Linked DNA regions of Homo sapiens: region 1 is linked to region 2. A link is an interaction called in ENCODE POLR2A ChIA-PET data of the cell type or tissue named here. Cell type or tissue: GM12878. All regions are shown on one strand. Region 1 overlaps LOC101929563 (a long non-coding RNA gene). Region 2 overlaps ELAVL2 (ELAV like RNA binding protein 2).

Region 1 (8,000 bases), 98 kb before region 2:
GTACTACTAAGATTTGGGAATTTATCTTTTATGCCCTTATAATACATCCTAGCTGTACATATGGCAGCACTAAGCATCTATACCTGAAAATATTCTTTAGAGCAAAGATACCCCACAAGGGTCTCCAGGTGTTTTGGAAAACTATAATATAGTAATGAAAAGTCCGTAGCTATGTTCAATATTCAAAATGCCTAAAGAAAATTCTACATTTAGGTTTCCAGGCTAATTAAAACATCAAGCCTCTCTGCTTTTGGCTGCGATGCATCACTTGAGCTAGCAGCACTGGCCAACTCGTGCCAGTCAGGAGCCTGGAGCTGCAGTATGGCCAAATAAATATCCCTGTAAAATGCAGCTTGTTTAGTCAACAAAAATCTCTCATTACATGAAATAATAGAAGTGATACCTGGTGGTACAAAGATTTGGAATCACTGCTCTCACATACCATATCGATATAGTTGGGTCCCTTCATGTTATTTTTTTCCTTAAGGAAAATGGGCATCATAACAATGAACGATTATATAAAAGCAGATTCAAAAATTACTAAGGTATCAATGGATATTATTTTATCTTTCTGAAAGCACCAAGAATAGATCTGGCTGACGCTATTAACCAATTGGATGACTTTGGGCATGTTATTTAAATCTTTCAGAACCTAAATTTCCTCAATGGTATAAGGGGGCTTCTTTCATTTGCCTACGGTGGCCCTCAGGCTTGGGGGCCACCAGCACTAGCAGGAGTGCTTGTTAAAGAAGACCGCTGGGGCCCACCCCACTTCCATTCACCAGGTCTGGAGTGGGGTCTAAGAATTTGCATTTCTAATAAGCACTCAAGTTTAACAGGTTTCTCCAGAGAAAGAGAACCAACTGGGTGGGTGGGTGGATAGGGGTGTGTGTGTGTGTGCGTGTTTGTGTGTGTGTGTGTGTGTGTAAAGAGAAAAAGGGAGAGAAGGGAGAGATTGACTGATTTCAAGGAGTTGGCTCCCACAACTGTGGGCCTCGCAAGTTTAACATTTTGCAGGGCAGGCCAGTAGGGTGGAATTCCAGTAGGAGTCACTGTTCCAGTCTTCAGTCTGAAGGTAAACTGGAACGGAATTCCTCTCTTCTGGGTTTCTCAATCTTTTCTCCTAAGGCTTTCAGCTGATTGGATCAGGCCCACCAGAATTATGGAGAGTAATCTGCTTTACTCGAAGTCTACTGATTTAAATATCAATGACATCTAAAAAATAACTCCATAGCAACATCTAGACTGGTGTTTGAGTAAACAAGTGGGCATAATGGCCCAGTCCAATTGACACCCAAAATTGAACACCACATCAGGTGCTGCTGAAGTCCTGGTATTCCTGAAAGCCACTGCCCTACAGGACAGCGATGAAGATACATAAGCCAAGCCAAGTAAAATCATCTAGTAGCAATGGGCTTTTAAATTATAATGGCCTCTTCTACTCCTCTTTTCAGGCTATTACTTTTTTTTTTTGGAGACAGTTTCACTCTTGTCGCCCAGGCTGGAGTGCAATGACGTGATCTCGGCTCACTAGAACGCGGGCTAATTTTTGTATTTTTTAGTAGAGATGGGGTTTCACCGTGTTGGCCAAGCTGGTCCGGAACTCCTGACCTCAGGTAATCCACCCGCCTTGGCCTCCCAAAGTGCTGGGATTACAGGGGTGACTGGGATTACAGGTGTGAGCCACCACGCCCGGCCTCAGGCTTTTACATTTTTAACCCATCAGAGAAACCACACTTTTCACTCCCCAAATATTTGAGAGAATATTCTTGAAAAGAGAATGTTAAAATGCATACCTGTGGCTGCTTCCTAAATTCGATTACCCAATTTCTGGATTACCCCCTTGTTTCTATCAACTGAGCCCCTTTTCTATTCCGTAAGTATAAAAACCAAAAGTTTAATGACATTACTGAAGTCACCAAATCTCAGATTCGACAGACCACCGACACTAAAACAAGGTTAGTATGGTTTTCCACCTATGCCTACGATTTCTCAAACCTTCATGGATAGAAACGTAGAAACCTCAATTTCAAAATTAATGCTCATATTCTGACCAGGCGGTTAATAATTACATGTTACATAAAGGGGGTGAATAATTTTGTATGTTGCAAAGTTGTAAAATGATATTAAAAATGCTAATTTATCTAAGAGAGTTGTTTCCTACTAGGATTACATTCTTGCTTTTTTTTTTTTTTTTTAACACATTTTAAAAATCTGCACTTCACAGCAGTTAGGAAGTATCAGAATCTGGTTCTGATTTAATCAGATGAGAAGTAATTCAGCTTCAGGCCATAATGACACTTGGTGGGAGAGGTCGGGAGGCTTTCACACATTTAAAAAAAAAAAATACAAATCTCTTTCACTCTTCCCTTGAACTTTCACTCTGCTTGATACTATTCCTAGATTTTAATTCCAAATTCTCCCAAGGGCAGAGAAAAGCCATCTAATGTGTTAGAATGTAAGATATCTTTAATAAGGTTTTCATGATACCAGATTCAAATAAGCCACTGTTTAAAAACTTATTTTGGCAAGGGTGGCAATAAAAATATTTATATAGAGACATACATCCACACACACCTCTATTTACTCATCCATCCACACACACACATCCTTTTTTGACCAACCAAACTCTTTTCTTACCAAAAACATTTGGATAACCCTTATCTAAATTATTATTTTACTTCACAAATTTTGTTCCACAGTTTCTTGTTATAGGGATTAGGAAAAAAAAATCAATCAGCTGGGGGGAACTCTAGATTTAAGAAGCTCCATTATTTTGGAAAGTCTCTGATATTTTAATACGCTGATACGTGCTGCGACTTTTATTAAAATGTGTGTGTGACTGTGTGTATTCACTATTTCCCAAACTTATTTGTTCATCAACTTTTGTTCCCTGTTCAGTACATCTCTCAATATTTAAGTTCTATTCAAACATGCAAGAAAATAGCTTAAAGATGTATTCAGGAAGAATTTACACTAACAGTTGATGGACTTCCATTAAAAGAAGCATCTGTAAATATTACGCTCTGTTTGTAAATTCAGGTCAGTAAGGCTATGTCTTCAACCGAGGAAGAAAGTAGAGTCTAAGCCTTAACAACGACTCTGCTTCTTCAGTTTTACTGCATTTGAAAAAACTTGTTTCCCTATAATAATGATGATGGTGTTTCAAATCCGTCTGGACAAATGGTATAACAATAGCTTAACACTCTAGGGAGACAACAAATGTCGTATGATAAAAGAACCCAAAATATCAACACTAGTCCTTTCTAGGTTAAGATTATGAGTTCTTTCTTCTTCACGCTGTTCTGCATTTTGTAAATTCCCTGAAATGAGCTATAACTTTTCTAATCAGAAAATAAATATAAGTATCATTTTAAAAGGTAGTCTAATATATTTTCTTAGGGGATATTTCATAACATAAATAGTTACAATGCCATGATTTTTATCGTCATAACCAACCAGAGAATACAGAAAACCTAGATCAGAAATTAAAACTAAAATATGAAACATGTCCCAAAAGTGCTAACCTTGCCTCTGTTTTGTCATCATATATGAGCTGCTCTTCATTAAGAAAGGAGAATCTTCACTTTCACAGGAAATGTGCAGCAAACTACTAGAGAGCTATGTTTTCACCTAACTAGAACTTGGATGAGGAAAAAAAAGAAAACCATTAGCATTATAGCCAATAATTTACTTTCAGAACAGTCATTTATGGAACAGTTTCTAATATCTGTGGTAGGCTGGATAACAATTACAACAACCCCCCCTCCCCATCCCTGGCCCCAAAACACACACACACACACACACACACACACACACACACACACACACACGATATCCATGTCTTAATTTCTGGAGTCAGTGAATCTTACCTTATATGTTAAAAAGGATTCTGAAGATACGATTAAGGATCATGAGATGGGGAGATTATCTTGGATTATCTGGGTGAACTCTAGATATAGTCAGGTGTGTTCTTATAATAGGGAAGCAGAAGGCAACGTGGTGACACAAGAGAAGGCCTGTGGTCACAGAGACTGGAGTGATGCAGCCACAAGCCAAGAACTTGGGCAGCCACCAGAAGCTGGAAGAGGGAAGGAACAGATTCTCCCTTAGAGACTGTGAGAAGAATGGCTTCCAGGGGGAGGTGTGGTTCTGTGAAAGCACTGATTTTAGCCCAGTGGAACCACTTCACAATTCTGGCCTCCAGAACTGTGAGGGAATTAATTTCAGTTGTTTTAAGCCACCAAGTTTGTGGTAATTTGTTACAGAAGCCATAGAAAACCAATGCAATACCCCAGTCGCAAGTAGGCAAGTGGTCTTGACTTCTGCAAGGCTGGGGAGACAGACCTTCTGGCTGATTGGATCTTGAAGACAATCCCCACCTTTGGTGACTATTCCTCCACCCTGGTGCAGGGATGAGCAGGGCACTGGCTTGCAAGCTCTGGGTGCAGTTCCTTTTAGTCGCACTGTTGAAGTGTGTTAACTAAATCTGACAGACGTGAATCTGGTCACGTGAATACCTGGGATAATGTCCGTTTATTATTAAACACATCATTTCCTGAGATTCTTAGCTTGATGTTTAAAATCATCTCTCTTGCTAGGAAATTAATAAAATATGCATCTGACACAATTATGTCCACACCTACAATCCTGATGTCAAACAAAAAGCCCCACAAATCTAGAAACTAGAGAACGTTGTATATAAGAAACAGGTGAGAAAGAGGCAACTCACTAAGCTTATTGATTAAACTTTGAAAGAATAAAACATATACTGTGGGAAACATCGGCAATTGAAGGAACAATTGCTGTACTTGTGAATCAAATTCATTCCACTTAAGAGCTCCATGATCTCCAAGTAGTACCAGAATTGAAAAGAAGTTATTGCATTTAAAGGTTTAATTTAAATTTAGGTCCTTCAACAGCAAGTTCAATGATTTATCATACTGATTGAATTCTAATTCTCTTACAATGTTGAAATCTAAAAAACCATTTCCTTCAAACACTAGTGCCACTGAGAAACACACTTATAGAACTCCTTAATCCTCCAAAAATAATGTAACACATGCATCATTTAATTCAACGAGGCAGTGTTATTGTCATATAGTGATAAAATTAGTAGTTCTATGCCAAAGAATACCTTGGGCATAGGAGGCATGGTATTTTTTTCTGGTAGTCTTCCAGAAAACCTGGCGTAGCAAAATGACAAAGTATTGATGGCTTAATATCATAAATATGGAACGAATTATATATAACTTACTAGAAAACAGAGTAACAATCTAAATAACTCACGTTTCTTCAAGAGGGACTTAATTCCCTTTCCTAATACCTCACTCTATACCACGCTCTACATAAAAGTGGCTTACATCACTTGAACCCAGGAGTTTGAGACCAGCCTGGACAACACAGGGAGACCCTGCTGCTTTTTTTGAGAGGGAGTCTCGCTCTGTTGCCCAGGCTGGAGTTGCATTGGAGTGCAGTGGGGCAATCTCGGCTCACTGCAAGCTCCACCTCCCGGGTTCACGCCATTCTCCTGCCTCAGCCTCCCCAGCAGCTGGGACTACAGGCGTCTGCCACCACACCTGGCTAATTTTTTTTGTATTTTTAGTAGAGACGGGGTTTCACTGTGTTAGCCAGGATGGTCTCGATCTCCTGACCTCGTGATCCGCCCACCTCGGCCTCCCAAAGTGCTGGGATTACAGGCGTGAGCCACCGGGGAGACCCCGTTTCTATAAAAAATTTAAAAATTAGCCAGGCATGGTGGCATGTACTTGTGGTCCCAACTACTTGGGAGGCTGAGGCAGGGGGACTGCTTAAGCCCAGGAGGTCAAGGCTGCAGTATGATCGTGCCACTGCACTCCAGCCTGGGTGACAGAGCAAGAGCACACATCTAACAAAAAAAAAAATTAAATTAAAAAGTATATTACTATCTCAGTGTAAAGTAATGGGAATTCAAATCTCAATGTCGATTAATTTCAAATAAAGGTTGTGGCAGAGACTTGCTAGCTGTTCAAAACCCGTTTTGTCTTATTCATGGGTGCACAGCTAGACTAGATTTCCCAGCCTCACTTACAGTTAGCGTTGAACTAAGACTGTGGCCAATCAAATGCAAGTATAATAATGTGCATTGTTTCCTGGTCTGGCCCATATGCCCCCAAAGAAACAATTCTCCACATTCCTTACCTTTCTCTACCCCAGCCTCAGGAGCCATGTGTTCAAGAAGACCGGCAGAGCCACAAAATGGAAGGAGCCTGGAGGAATAAATATATTTGATTGGCACTGATTTCTTGCAGTAGCTAGCATTAGCTTTACTATACATTGGTTTTGCTTTATTTGTTAACTTATGTATTGATTCAGTTAAAACAAAAACACATTGGGTACTCAAAACATGACAGAAAACAAACAAGTGACTCACCCTGAAAATTCAGCAAGTAAAGGAAACAATGTAACTAGACAAAAATCCAATGATGCACAGTCCTGAGTCCTACGAATGAAATGTGTACAGAGTTCTGGAAGTTTTTGTGGAAATGGGAGAATGAAGCTAGCTTAAGTTGATTCTTGAAGTACAGACAAGGCAGGGGCGTTTCCAAACACAGGAATAAGCTCACGCAAAAGCCGCAAGGTGTCCGATGATTGTGGGCCCTGTGGGGATGCAGTGGTGGCAAGAAGTAAGGGACGGGGCTCCATGTACAGGCAGGGGAGCCGTAACTGCAGGCTTGGTACTCTCAGCAACACCCTTCACACACTAGTACCACTGCCCAATAATGTTAATACCACTGCCCAACAATGTTAGTACCTTTGCTGGGGAGACTGGACTTTATTCCGAAGGCATTTCCTGAATGGAAAATCACAGTCTGGTAGGCACAGACAGAGTTAAAACTGTGATTTGAGAAAAACATCCACGTACCAGGTAGAGAATACACTTTTCCCCTTAAGGGATGTGGTAGTTAAGGAAGGCAAAGAACCAGTAATAGGTAGATTAAGTTTACAAGTTACTGGATTATTACATCTCAAATCCAAGGTTTTGTACAGATGACTTTTAACCCACCTTCTAAAATATACCCAGGGTAATCGTTTCCAAAAACGACATATTCAGTTAGGCAAATTACTCCTTTACAAATCTAGACACTTCATCACTTTTTATACATCCCTATTAGACATTAATCACAGAGTATTTCTATCTCATGTCTCTTTTTAAATTCATATTGAAGGAGAGAAGAAAAAACGAACAGAAAGGACAACAAATACAGAGTTAATATCGCATCTATCCAGAGCTTAGCTGTCAAGCAACGATACGCAGGAGAACCATCCAAAAAGTGAAAAGGTCTCTGACAGGTGAAGACAGTTGTCACACTGGCTAGTGACTAAAGATGTGGCAATTTTCCCATAGGAAAAGCTCTCAAAACCTTATTTTGATAGTCAAAATCATGTGAAAATCCCTCAAAACCTTATTTTGATAAAGCTGTATAGAAAAGGTAAGTATCCAGGTTTTTAAAAAATTAAGACTTTTTTAGAGCAGTTTTAGGTTTACAGCGAAAATGTGTAGAAAGTATATATACTCCTCCTTCCCACCCTGATATATGCAGTTTTCCCTACTATTAACCTCTTGCATTAATGTGGTATATTTTGAAAATTCGTGTACGACTATGGATATATGATTAACTTAAGTCCATTGTTTACATTAGGATTAACTGTGTTGCACATGCTACGGGTTTTGACAAATGCATAATGTCATGTAGCTACCTTTAATGTCATACAGAACAGTTCCACCACCCTAAAAATCCCTTGACTACCAATTCATCTCTCTGTTCCTCTCACCCCCTGCCACTCTGGAAATCACTGATGTTTTTATTGTCTCTATATAGTTTTGCCGTTTCCAGAATGTCATATAGATGGAATCATATAGCATATAGCCTTTTCACAATGGTTTCTTTCACTTAGTAGTATGCCAGTTCCATGTCTTCTCATGACTGGATGGCTCGTTTCTTACCACGAAGAGTACT
Region 2 (8,000 bases):
AATAGTCACACACAGCACTGATTTTTACATGCTTAGGAAAAATTCCAAAACAGACTGATGGTGTTTGGGCTGGTGGGGGTATAAATGCTGAGTATAAAGGAAACCTATTTAAATACTACAGACACAGCTTCACAAACCTCAAGAACACTCTCTCTGAAGCAATAAAGAAAAGGAATCCTAATGGAACACAGTCCCCAGAGGAAATTGAGCTGTACATGGTTAAAGTTGTAAAGGCTATGGGTCAGATGGGAACCATGGCTACGAATTAAGTCAAAGAGGTACCCTGACAGAAATAAGTATCAATTTTGTTTTTGCTCAGGGACAGCTTATGCTACAGCAAACCACTCTGAGACCACAGGGCAACTTGCCCACCAATTAACAGATGGCTCCTAAAGAGAAGTACAAAATGGTGCAGCTCCTACGATTGCCACATTCATATCACACATAAGCATTTCTTCCCAAATCACCTCATCCAAAAGTTGAAGTGATTAGCTATTGTAATCCTCCAAATTTAAAATTCACGGATACTTTGAGGAAGATTTTGCTAAAAAGATTTTACCTAGACAATGATTCATTAGGACACAAAAGTAATGTGGCACCATCCACATCAGCATGGTATAGTAAACGCATTATCCTGCCGAATGAGCAGAGCACAGAGGCTTGTCTTGTCTTTTACCACTGACTTTAAAGTATATTAAAAACGAACTATCTAAATCATATACCCAGCAACTTAGTACATCTGACCATTGCTGCTAATTCTGGATACATCTTTCCTATGAAACAGGAAAAACCTAAACACAAAAATAATTTTAACATATTACCATTTTATCATCTCAAGTACTCTTAAATGTATAACAGGGTAGAGGGTTAAAAAAATCTTATTCAACAACACTTCAATTTTAATTCATCTTAAAAACTTTTAATGTGATGCTTTCTTTAATCTGCTGTTACTGAAGTTACTCGATTTGCTTATTCACATATCTGAGACCCACTCTTGGGGAAGGCGCTATGTTTTTATGGCACCAGATTAAACAATATGAAGGACCATCTGATGTGGGAAGTAACTTCTATACACAGAGCTTCTCAGCTATTTGGGCCACATTACATGCCCACTTGGCAAACACATTTTAAGATTAAGGCTAAGACAAGTGGATCAGAAGAATCCATCTTATTACCACAAAGGGGTCCCTAAGGAAAAGGAGGTTAGGAGTTTAAGGCCTCCAGCTAACTAGCCTTATGAATTTGAGATTGGGATCTCATCTGTGGGAAAAGAAACTGCACTAAAGGTACTCTCTGATGCTCGCCCCCACCTATTATTCTACCGTCTCCACCTTAAGTTTCACAAATAGATTCTGATGTGCGTGTTAGAATCACTCTTGTTAAAAGAGGTTCCTACAATGTAGAATGCCATACAAAATGTTAGGTATTCAATTACAAGTACACCACTCGAAGAAATGAATGTTTTACTAAATAACTAGTTTTTCAGCTCATTCCAATATTCAATAGCCTATGCTGTCAAGAGTTTTCCTATTTTGTTGCTGAAAACTTCTTCCTTGCTATTTCTAATGAAGGAATAAAATAGTTATATATTATAAACTAATCTCCTTTATTCAGGGAAAAACTTTAAATATGTATGCTGCCAGATCACTTACTAGCCCCTGTACCCAAACAGAATATAACCTATTAAGTGCTTATTCTAGTTATCCTAATTGACAACAACATTATTAAGGATTCTACTTAGATTATAAACTTTATTTTTCTCAAGCAAGAGTACTTTCTAGCAAGAAAACATATATATACTGAAATGGATCTTAACACAAAAGCCTACTATACTATTTTGGGCTTCTTTATCCTTCTCGCGCACCCCCCACGAAAAAAAATAAAAATAAAAATAATAATTAAATCTAATAGTAAAGGAATTAGAACTTTTACCTCATTATTCCCTACAAAGCTAATTTGTTCCTTCATTTGCACTCTCTGTCATTGTAATCTATGACTTAAAGAAAATGAAGCAAAAAAATTCTTTTAAAAATAAACAAACCAAAAAAACAGGCTGGGCACAGTGGCTCCCAAATACCAGCACTTCGGGAGTCTGAGGCTAGAGGATCACTTAAGCTCAGGAGCTCAAGACTAGCCTAGGCAACAATAGGGAGAACCTGTCTCTACAAAATATATAAATTAGCTGGGCATAATGGCACATGTCTGCGGTCCCAGCTACTCGGGAGGCCAAGGTGGGAAGATCACTTGAGCTTGGGAGCTTGAGGCTTCAGTGAGCTGTGATCACACCACCACACTCCATCCTGGGCAGTGACAGAGCAAGACTCTGTCTCAAGAAACAAATAAAATACAAATCAAATAACCAGGAACTATGGTAGATTTTTACAATCCCCAAAGAAGAATGTTTTCTGAATGTATAATCTACAGCCAAATTAAGATATTATACAAAGATTTTCTGTGTAATCCTCTATAACCTGGTATTATCTTGGCCAGGTCATTCCCCTGCCCTACCCACCACCATCTTTTCACTTTAAGCTACCTGAACAGATATCCCATTCAAATCCTTTAGGTGTACACAAACATCTTAATAGGTTGCAAAGAAGAACACAAAATTGACTAGATTCTTTTTTGAACAATTACATTTACAATTCACCATCAATGACTTACTTGCTGGGAAAAAAAACATACTGTAATAAAGGTAAAACTAGACTTGCATCTTTTCAAGGAGAACCAAAGACTGTCCAAAAACCTAATGATGACATATACTACTTATCCCATAGGACACAGAAATATAATGCCTGTAAGCATACACATGTCCCTACATGGCTGGAAACCAAAAGCGTTAACTGAAGGGTTTTAAAGAAATGACCACTAAATAAGCAGAGGAGATAAATGTAGGTCATTCAGAGGCAAATCTGTTTTACCACAAGATATATGGCTCTCCTTAGCTACTAAAAGCAATGGGAGTCACCAAACATTACTGACCTCTGAAGACTAAAAGCTAGAGATGAAACATTCAAAAAGACCTGCTGTGTGAATGCTACTGCTAGTAGTCATCTCAGTCATTCTTCAGGTTGTTCTTGCTCACACTCAGTGAGCAAAGTAGTGCCCAAGAAACATAATCAAAAGGGGGAGGAAGTCACAAGAGATGACTTGGAAGGGAGGATCGGTATCTTCACTGCACCTACTATTTTCAAAATTAAATTCAAACTTTGCTTTCCTCCAACACTAACAAAGTGACACAAATATGAGTAAATTGTTTGAAAGGCACTGACAAGTGACTTTATTTACAAAATATGCATACATACATACACACCTCTCAAAACAAACTCCTTTACCAATAGCTATGGCAAGTTCACAACAGGGGCTTCTAACCAATTACAAAAGTTATTCTCTTATAGGTCAAATTGAGACCAATACAAAATTAATAAGCTTACTTTTGAGTTAAAAAACACTGATAGAAAAAGATAAAAAATATGAATTACATAAATATTGTTTCAATGGAGTTCTAGATTGTACACTGACTCTACCTAACTGGCACAAAGAAACACACTGGAAGAGTCACAGAGCGTTTTCAGAATGAGTAAGGGCTGGGAACCAGACTTCAAGGAGTTAAGTAGTAGGAAGTAAAACTACCCCCACCTCAGAACAGAGAGGTGAGTCATCATCACCATCTTATCCTTCTATCACTTCCTTGAGACCCTAGGTCCTGAGATAAAATGCCTAATTGACTTTACTTCGGTTCCTTACTGGCTGCTTGCCTATAGGCAGGCAGAAAGAGAGAGGACCCACCCAACTGGCTTCTGGAATTAGCTTTTTCCCATCAGCAATATACTAAGAAAGAGAATTCCCCAATACAGAAGGACCCTAATGAAATGTAAGACTGAGACAAGTTTGTCTTGGATCCACGAACATCCTTAGAAGTCTTTCCATGTAAACTGAAAAAGAAAAAAAAAAAAAAAAGCCTCTCTCATTTCTGTTCAAATAAATGACTGCATCCAATATTAATCATCAAATGAAATAATCAACAAATCATTAGTGGACCAGACTATACTTTACATCTTCGCTCAACAAAACAAGCACCAATTTAGAACATCCTGCATTCCACCTTCACAGTATGACAATTCCCTCCTTCTCTACCTCCCTTGAACCATGAGGTATACCACAAGAAGTTCCACTAGCCGAGTACAGTAGTCCTCCACCCCCTACCTTATCCTTGGGGGTTACAAGACCCTCAGTGGATAACTGAAACCACAGATAGTACTGAATCCAACATAATATACACTACTTTTTTTTTTCCGATCTGTTAAGATGGATTCTAAGTGATTAAAGGACAGGGAACATGTACCAGCCATGGATAATGTGGACAAAGGGATGATTCACATCCTGGGCAGGAAGGTGCAAAATTTAATCACGATACTCTGAATGGTGAGCAACTCAAAACTTATGGATTGTTTATTTCTGGGATTTTCCATTTAATATTTTAACACTATGGTTGACCACCAGTTAACTAAACTGCAGAAAGCGAAACTGTTGATAATGGGAGGACTACGGTATTTCATGGCACAGGCTCTCTTCAACAGATAGTCACCACTTGAAATCAAGAACTTAACACTGGCTGATATTCTCCAGCACACCCAAAGCTCAGACAAAGACTACTGAACAACTGGTTAAGCTTGAGTCATCTTTAATCAAGACAAGACCTTACAGCTCCAGAGGTAGAAGACCTTCCTCATCTCAATCAGAGGCTTTTGGAAACTCCCTACAAACATGAGTGCAAAGTAGGCAGTGGGGATAAGTCTACACAAAGCTTGCATTAAGACTTACCCATGAAGTATTCACCTTTTTCATTATTTTAAACTCTTACAACCCAGGGGAGGCTTTCTGTTAAGCCCCAACACAGGAAATTGCTTTTCAGTTGTCAATAGCCAACGTCTGAAAATAAATCCAGTCACTAAGTGTGGAATGATGTACTTGCAGCCAACATGCATTTGGCTGATGCCAACAGAGAAGGCAGGAGGCCAAGATATAAGACCTAAATTTTTTTTTTTAAAAAAAGGACTGTTCTACTCAGTAACAGAATCTGAAATAATGCAAAGGCAGAAATAGGCCACAAACCACCTGCCTCTCTAGCTTCAACATACATCAGCATCTGTCTCCCAAGGTTGCTTCAGAAAGATATTTAAGTTTTCTCTAACTACAATAATTGTTCCAGTGGTCTAAAAAAAAGAAATGGCTCTGTCCTGTGGGTTTCTGGTTGGGTGGTTGACTGTTATATTGATGGGGGGCTTCCTTGAGGGGTAGGGGGAAAGAGTACTAGGGAAGGGGGAGAAAAAAATGGAAGAACTAAAACTACAGAAGAGAATTTCTAACTCGTCGCTCTTTGACTCTGATTGAGGAATGGCTTTCTGCCAAGATTTCCTTCAAGTGCTCAGCAGAGAATGAAGTGAGGTAACGAGAAGTAGTCTGGGGATGTTACACACTGTGTCCTGTGTCCCAAGACCCCACACGGATGTTTGTCCCTGGATGCTCTGACTCTCTGGGAGAAAAGAGTAGAAAAGTATGAAGGCAGAGAAGACTTCCAGGGAGCAAAACTACTTGGGTTCTTCTTTCTGACCCACTGTACATACACCAACTGCCTCTTCCTCCAGGTAACTTGCCAAGATGGGGAGTGATAAGAGATTGAAGGCAATTTTCAAAAGAATAAAACAAGCTTGAAACCAGGCAGAACAACTGCAAAGGGGGTAAGATGAAGTCCCTGCAAGTAGTCAGCAATCTGGCAAAATATTGCACAAATTCAGTATTTTAATTGGACGTTTCTTTTACGGGGAATGTGGCATGAACTAAATTTGAAGCCAGGCTACTTATTTCAGGGGGAGGGGTTGGTCCCTAAAGCCACTTGGAGAGGAAGAGAAATAAAACATACAGAAGAGTCTACAGCCCAAGGGGAAAAAAACTAGTATCTCCTGAAAACAATTATCATAATTTACTTTCAAAATACTTTGGTATATCAAATGTTGTATGATTTCATTTATATGGGGTACCGAGAATAGGCAAATTCATAGAGACACAGAAAATATAATGGTTACCAAAGGCTGGGAGCAAAGGAGGTGGGTGAGGAGTTACTGTTTGATGGTTACAGAGTTTCTATCTGGGATGATGACAAGGTACTGGAAATGGATAAGGGTGACGGCTGCATAATACTGTGAATGTGCTTAATGTCACTGAACTGTAAACTTGAAAAGGTTCAAATGATAAATTTTATGTTATATTTTGCCACAATAAAAACATTTCTTTTTAAAGTTTAGAATTAATCTGATGACACGTGTGCACCAGCCATTTAAGCTTTAATTCTGGGTGGTCATCTAACATACTATCATTAATGCACAATCCAGGATTAGTTAACTAGTATAATACAAGTAGGCTAAAATTCAAGTGACTAGTGTAAGCCTACATACTATCCATACCTAAATCAACAACCAATTCTCTGCTGATTCACCTAATGGATGTCAAAATAGGGTTTTGTTCTGTAAGCCAGTTATTTGTTAATTAGCATAACGAGTGTTAGAAATGGAGTCTTACCGGTAAAATTAAAGGAGTTCAAGATACGCAGATGGGCTAAATTAGTTTAGAGACACTTCCCACCTTCGTATAAACAGGGCACAAAATCCAAGGTGGCATAATCCAAGGTGGTTATATCTTTATGGAGAGAACCCCTAAATGTTAAATGGTCCTGGGTTTCAGTCTTTGTTTAAAGGGATTTCTTTTTGCATGATGCAAAGTGAGGGTGCAGAACGTGACTTTTGGGATATTGTTAGCCTCCGGTGAACATTTCATTTAAAGTGTGTTCAAAGCACTTAAAAAAGAAGAGAGAAGTGGGACTTTACCAAGCTTTCAGAAAAGGCTTCTCCATCAATTTGGTCCTGCTTGCTAGATAGAGGTTTCTATGTGTGGTGGGATCTGGCCTGAGACCTTCTTTCATTATAATCTATAGAGCAACTAACGCTCACCCTTCCTCCTTTGGTGCCTACTAACAACTACGCAAAATTACCTAAGAGCTGTTATTCACTATACTAACAGGTCCATTTAATAAACCCAGTCTCAAGGAGTCACTGGTCATGAACACAGTGGCCTCCAAGGGTACTGTCTTAAAAAAGGAAAAAAAAAAAAAAGACTCTTTAAAAGTCGGTTGTCCAACTATAAAGGCTAGGAAAGAATATTAGACATCCTCCTTACTTTGATGGCTATATCCAAATATATTGTTTTCTATAAGCATTCAGAGAACTAAAATATCAAATAGAGTAAGAAACTAACCCCAGAAGATTCCATATTCTACTTTTAAGTAGCACATCAGGACTAGCTTTGTATGTTCTAGAGCTGGGGATATAATGGAATGTTATCACGCCTTTTTGCAAAGGCTCCCAATTTCCAGCACTTAAAAAAATACACATATTGATATAAAACACAGTAACAAATCGGTATTAACAATTCTGTATTTTAATCCTATTCCAATATGTATAAAAGGGCTTACCCCCATAAAAAAAGGACAACAAATAATAAAGAATATAAAGGTCTAAAAACAAACCTGGTATAACATTGTTAGATTTTAAGATATTAGATCCCAAATCATTCTACTTGAGAAGGTAGTACACTGTCTGCACCATATAATGGCAAAATCACTTGGCACCATGTTTAAAAAGAGCTAACCTAATACTCAGGTTCACAAAAGAAAAAAAAGACAATTTTAGAGGCAGGATTTGGGAAGTCATTTAGGAGAGCCCTTGTCTACATGAGAAGATGTCAATTGATTTGATACACCATCAGTCTCTCATTTATATTCAAAATGTTTAGATACATTTAAAGTAGAATAAGAGCAAACTACAATTCATTTAAATGGAATGAAAAAAGCTCCCATGGCTTACTTAGTACCAGGGTTAGGAAAAAGGATTCGTACGACAGTACCCTTGGAGGCAACTCCTTAAGACTGGATTTAAAGCATTAAA

What was found. Peaks named below come from ENCODE experiments on the same cell type or tissue, not always from the same donor. Only the 100,000 strongest peaks of a DNase experiment are listed, where the experiment ranks them.
Region 1: POLR2A ChIA-PET joins it to region 2 with 11 read pairs; 2 of 35 experiments call an interaction of 5 or more read pairs at or near these places.

What each region holds. Positions count from the first base shown.
Region 1 is chr9:23,644,817-23,652,816 of GRCh38, forward strand. It overlaps LOC101929563 (a long non-coding RNA gene), which reads right to left. Exons shown (of 28, transcript NR_121602.1): 6 at 6,181-6,248; 7 at 4,383-4,520; 8 at 3,873-4,081; 9 at 3,528-3,643. Among named protein-coding and RNA genes, the nearest start is that of ELAVL2, 180 kb to the right of the region's middle. In GM12878, no CTCF peak of the experiment used is centred here; no DNase peak of the experiment used is centred here.
Region 2 is chr9:23,742,877-23,750,876 of GRCh38, forward strand. All of the region lies in intron 2 of ELAVL2 (ELAV like RNA binding protein 2), which reads right to left. Among named protein-coding and RNA genes, the nearest start is that of ELAVL2, 79 kb to the right of the region's middle. RefSeq lists an enhancer at 4,299-4,798. In GM12878, no CTCF peak of the experiment used is centred here; a DNase peak (open chromatin) is centred at 3,652.